2 separate regions of the Homo sapiens genome follow, and region 1 is linked to region 2. The links are chromatin loops, found by intact Hi-C in ENCODE. Cell type or tissue: MCF 10A. All regions are shown on one strand. Each heading gives the region's core, and the rest is flanking DNA. Links, peaks and the distances in the headings are about the cores only.

Region 1 (2,909 bases), core at 190-2,689, 56 kb before region 2:
TGCATGCTCTTACTTATAAAAAGTGGAGCTCGGCTGGGCGCGGCGGCTCACACCTGTAATCCCAGCACTTTGATAGGCCAAGGCGGGCAGATGACTTGAGTTAAGGAGTTCGAGACCAGCCTGGCCAACATGGTGAAACCCTGTCTCTATTAAAATCACAAAAATTAGCCCGACACAATGGCATGCACCTGCACTTCCAGTTACTGGGGAGGCTGAGGCAGGAGAATCGCTTGAACCCAGGAGGCGGAAGTTGCAGTGAGCTGAGATTGCGCCACTGCACTCCAGCCTGCGGTACAGAGTGAGACTCCATCTCAAAAAAAAAAAAAAGTGGAACTTATAGAAATAGAATAGAGCGCTGGTTACCAGGGCTGAGTGGGGAGGGTTGGGAAATAGGAAGATGTAGTTCAAAGGCTAACAAGTTTCAGTTAGGAGGAATAAGTTTTCAAGATCTATTGCACAGCATAGTGACTATAGTTAACAATAATATATTTCAAAATTGTGAGAATAATCTATTTTAAATGTCCTCACCATAAAAAAGGTAAGTCTGTGAAGTGACGGATATGTTAAGTAGCTTAATTTAATCATCCCACAATGTAAATACGTATGTCAAAACATCACATTGTAACAATTCTCACTTGTTAATTATAATAAAATTTAATAAATAAATTATTTTTACTAAAAGAAACTTTGTCTTTCTCTGCAATGTTTTGTTTCTTTTTAGTTAAAAATGGTAATGTATATTCAGTGTTACCAAATGTTAACACTTGTCAATTCTGGATATCTTGAAGGTAGTGGTTATAGTAGTCTGTGCACTTTTGTACTGCTTAAATTTCTCAACATTTTAAGTACAAGCAAGAAAAGAAAGGCTTTGTGGTTTTTATAGCAAAGAGTCCCTTTGCTCCTCCAAAAAGAATAAAAGTAGTCTTCTTAGAATTCCTGTAGCAATCTCGTTTCTTGACCAAATATAGCAATTTGGCAATTACCTCATCCCCTCCCTTATCACTAGAAAATGGAGCTAGCAGAGTTATGAATACAGAAATATGATCTTCTTCATTAACTTGACCTCTCAACACTGTGCAATGATGGGAAAATCCAAGTTAAACAGAACCGGCGTTCCTAAGACACAATCATTGAAGTTACCATGAGGGCCCACCAGGTGGTGTGTGTGCATGGGAGTCCTTACTACTGAACGATGGTTCCCAAGCATCCCTGAGAAGCACCATCCCAAAATGGCCTTTGTTAGAGAGTTTATAAGCTGTTTCAGTCTATCTGTGACTTAGGTACTCATGAGTGAGTTCAGAGCTCTGAAGAAAGCCCCTTCCACTGTGCCCCCAGTAGAACCGCCCCCCAAAGCAATATCTCTATGTCACAGAGCCCTACAATCTCTTGGCAGAATTAAAATTGTATTTATTTTGGAAAATAAAACTGTGTGTACACTCATTTCCTTCTCAAACATTTCACAGCAAAACAAAAGTTGGAGTGCCAAGAGTTATAAAATTAGAGAGGAAATGAAAATCTGTTATTTTCATAACAAGGTCTTTTAACATAGCCAAAGTATTTTGAGTTCCAAAACAACTCACATCCCCAAATGGTAGTTTTCATAGTGATTTATTGACTTTAAGCATTTGTGATGGGCTGTAACCTAATTTTGAACAGAGCCATTTTTAAGTTATGCTGGAAGCTGCTGGATAATCTTTCCAATATGATGGTTAGATCAACACCTAATATACAGACAAACTGTATGTAATAGCCTCATAATATGCCAGCCAGATACGTAAATTATCCTTATTTTTTTCATTGCAAAGTGAGATAAGCTTGTAGTAAATAAATTCAAGTAATTTGGGGGCAAAGTAAAATAGAATAGCCTTTCTTTACTTTTCACTGACATTTCACTCCTCAAATTAATTAAATAACTTACTTCTTAAATTACTGTGGACAGTGTTGTGCCTATATCTGCAGACCTTTACAAACATGATTTTAATTTTTATTATACTAATTGAGATTTTACCATACACATTGTTCTGAAACATTCTACTCTTTACTTAACAGTTTTTATGATGGACTATTCTGGGTCAATATCAGCATATGTAAATACATACACACACACACATACACACACACGCACACACACACACATACACACACATATATATATACTTTTTCCCATCAATTTCTTTGATGACAATGGTATTTCACAAAATAATAATAGCAATAACAACCACAGCAAACACTTCCATAATTCTTACTATGCATCATGCTCCACGTGGTTTACACATTTTAACTCAACCATGACTCACAACAACCCTATAAGATAGGTACTATTTCTTATCCCCTTTACTGATGAAAAAACTGAGACATGAGAAGAAAAATAACTTCCTCAAGAGCATACAGCTAGTGAGCAGTGAAGCCGTGATTCAGACTCAGGCAGTCTGGTTCCAAAGTCCACAGTCGTAACTGCCACACTAGACTGATTAGCTGCAAACTGCTTAAGAGTCCCCCTGGAAATGGACATCTGGATTGCCTCTTTGTTTACTACTTTAAACAATGCCACAATAAATATCCTAAAAATATATGCATCAGCGTATCTTGAAAGTGCATTTCTACAAGTGGGATTGCTTGTATAGATGTTTAAAGAGTTAGTAGGTATGCCAAATTGATCTCCAGAGAAGCTGTGCCTACATTCTCCCAAATGGGGATGCTTTCCTGCCCTACGCTGACCATAGATGTTACCAATCATTTTTCTTTTTTGATAAGCTGATAGACATAAAACAGAATCGTGATGTTTCTCTAATCTGTATGGCCATAATAATGTGTGAGTTCAGCAACATTTCAAGTATTTATTGTCCACTTGTATTTATTGGTCTCTGGATTCTGAATTTCACCTTCTCACATTTTGGTCCATTATTCTA
Region 2 (2,909 bases), core at 248-2,747:
AGGAAATAGACCAGCTAAAAGCACAAACTGCAAAAGAACATACATTCAGAGTGAAACTAAAACGAAGATACGTTCTATCACCCTCCCAAGGCTAGACTGTTATCCCTGATACTAAAATCAGCCACATCATTGGTTGATTACATGCTCTTTGCATGTAATGCATAAAGATGCTGTTTGCCCCCTTTAAACTAATAACACCACCAGCCCCTTCACTAATTCTGGAGAGGGCATGTTTAATGGATACGTTGCCTTTCAAACAACTTGCCATCCTAGAAACCTTCAGCGACTTCCATAGTCTTAAGGATATGAGGCATCCCTTTGACATTAGCAAATGGCTCTCTACACATAAAATAGTGCTGTTATCCAACTCAAAGCTTCATATTAGAGCTTTCAGTGACTTCATCAGGCCCTCAGAAAGCAGGCACAGACCTTCCTTTCAGATTATTATAATAGAGAAATGCCCCTTCTTCGCGTGTTTCCTCCTGGGAAGAAGCCTGTTGGTGCTGCAGAGCCCAGGAGGAGTGCTTTGGGGGGCAGATGGGAAGCAGGTCGGTGCAGCAGTTGGAAATGCGTGAGTTCCAGGAGTTCTTGGTCTTATCTTTTTTATCATTGTTGGCGTCCTGACCCAAATACAAGGAAACCTCCACATTCCATTAGCAGACTCAATTTGGATTCTGCAGCTCTGCAGGGAGAAATAGCATCTTCTCCTTAGCTAGTTGTGCTGCACTCTTGAGATAATTCTCTTAGTTTAATTTTAACATTTGGTTTAAGAAGATGCTGATGGATCAAATTTGAAACTGTGGATCCACTAAACGCCTTTTTAGAAGGTTTTTTTTTTTTCTTTCAAAATAGCAAGCCTTAGGAGCTCAACTCCAGAGCCAATTCACTTCGCGTGAAGTCGGCACTCCTTGGGAGTAGAGGTCCCCTCTCACCGGCTCCCACCCTCCAGAGGGGAGGATTTCTGGGGAGCCCGACGATCCGCTCGCTTTTAGCCTTTCTCCTTGCAACGCGCAAATCTCTCCCTAGTTGGGCTCAAGTAGAGAGGATCACCAACTGCTCATCCCAGCGGACACTCTGCAAAAAACTCTAATGGCTTGTGCGCGGGTCCACGCTGGTCGCTAGCGGCGCCAACTTTACTCATTCGTTAATTTGCTAGTTTTTGGACTGAGTAAAACAGCCCCCAAAGACGCGGGCAAACGCCGCTCTAAAGCCCACTACCATGCAACGCCAGGTTGCTCGGAGCCACGCTGGTGGCACTTCCCCTTCGTGCTCACTCTGCACAGGCACCTCCAGAACCCCGTGCAAATGAACCCTACCGGGAGACGCAGGTGGGCAGGTCGGGTCGGCAGGGACCAAGAGCCTGAAAGGGAACCTGCCCTCCCCTCCCCGCAGCCCGGTCATTAAGGCAAGAAACTGCAGGCAGAGAAGCCCCCGAATCCGACCTAGGACGTCGGCGCCTGCCAGGATCCCCTCGCCTGCCCCCCGCGCCCCGCGCGCGCTCATGCCACCACCACGGGGAGGGTGCATGCGGCAGGTGCCTGGCCGAGGCCCCCGGGAGCGAGTCGCCCTTACGTGCTCCAGCTTGTCTTTCCTCCGAAGCCAGACGCTGGCGCTGTAGTCCTGCTGCTTGACGCTGCTGTAGAAGTTCGCGCCCACTCGGGTCAGGCTTGGGGAGGGCTCCTTGGGGCGGCTTTTGAGCCTCATCTGCTCGAAGCCCTCATGGGGGGAGGCCGAGAGCCACTCGTGCTGCCGGATCTCCATCCTGACATGACCGGGCGGCCGCCGGCGAGCAGCGGACTCGGGACGGGCGCGCGGGGAGCCGGGCGCGGAGGGCGAGCGGGAGGCCCAGCGGGAGCCGGAGGTGGAGCTGGAGACTGAGCTGGAGGAGCTGGAGGAGCGAGCGGGCGCGGGGAGCGCGGGGTGCTGAGCGCCAGCTGGGAGCGCGGCCGGGCGGGAGGGGGCGATCGCGGGAGGCGCGGGGCGGAAGGAGGGAGGGCGAGGTGCGGGCGGGGGCGGGGGCGGGGGCGGAGGGGGACGGACGGGGAGAAGGGGGACGAGAGGGGACAGGGAGGGAAAGGAACCTGCTCCGGGGAGACAGAAGTGCCCGGTGCGGCGGCGACGTCGCCCGGCGGCTGCGGTCCCGAGCGGGCGCTCCGCTCGCCGGCTCCTTGCGGCACCTACTGGGACCCGGGCCGGCTCCCGGGGCGGCGGCGGCGGCGGGGGTGGGGTGCGGTGGGAGGGGCCGCGGCTGGCCCAGCCAGCCCGCGCCTGCAGGTTGGTGCAGTGAGGAGCCGCCGCCGCCCCTCCCGCCGCGCCCAGGCCCGGGCGGCCGCGCTCCCGCTCCGCACCCGCCTTTCCCGAGCAGGCTACACCTCTCCCTGGCGCATCTTTACTGGAAAGCCGGCAGGCGAGGGGAGAAGTGAGCGCCGTCTCCGCGCCTCCTCGGTCCTGCTGGCTGAGCGCGGGGATGGCTCCGGAGGGAGACACTCAGGAAACCACCTCCGCCCTTCCCCCATCTCTATCCAGCGGCGCCCCCTCACCCTGCCCCCGGCTCGCTTGGGCTGCGCCTTCCCCCATTCTGAAAGTTCACTAACTTCCCACCCCAAGGGACTTAGAGCAGAGGGTGCCCAGCATTCCCCCCTGAAAATAGCCGAGAGACATGTGTTTTCTGGAGCCGTACACGCTACTTTCATCCGATGGTGTGGCGATGCAAATACGCCCGGGGGCAGTAGCCCCTCGGGCAGGCACGCGGGACCGGTTGCTCCCCAGCCCTCGGTGTCCACCTAGAACCGGGCTCCCCGGGCCGCACCCATTCCGATCCTGGGAGGGTGATCCAGGGCTCCTCTGCAACGCTCCGCTTGTGCGGTGACTGTTCCTTAGGTGGACGTGGCCCAACTGCTGTGCATTTG

Evidence for each region. Peaks named below come from ENCODE experiments on the same cell type or tissue, not always from the same donor. Only the 100,000 strongest peaks of a DNase experiment are listed, where the experiment ranks them.
Region 1: a loop joins it to region 2, with 4 times the contacts of the local background. A loop is called at or near these places in 6 of 110 quality-filtered maps.

Annotation. Positions count from the first base shown.
Region 1 is chr1:242,466,580-242,469,488 of GRCh38, forward strand. All of the region lies in intron 1 of PLD5 (phospholipase D family member 5), which reads right to left. Among named protein-coding and RNA genes, the nearest start is that of PLD5, 57 kb to the right of the region's middle. In MCF 10A, for the core only: a CTCF peak has its summit at 1,147; a DNase peak (open chromatin) is centred at 1,152.
Region 2 is chr1:242,522,516-242,525,424 of GRCh38, forward strand. It overlaps PLD5 (phospholipase D family member 5), which reads right to left and starts at 2,182. Exons shown (of 10, transcript NM_001372062.1): 1 at 1,573-2,182. The coding sequence starts at 1,761. In MCF 10A, for the core only: a CTCF peak has its summit at 1,643; DNase peaks (open chromatin) are centred at 1,646, 1,866 and 2,346.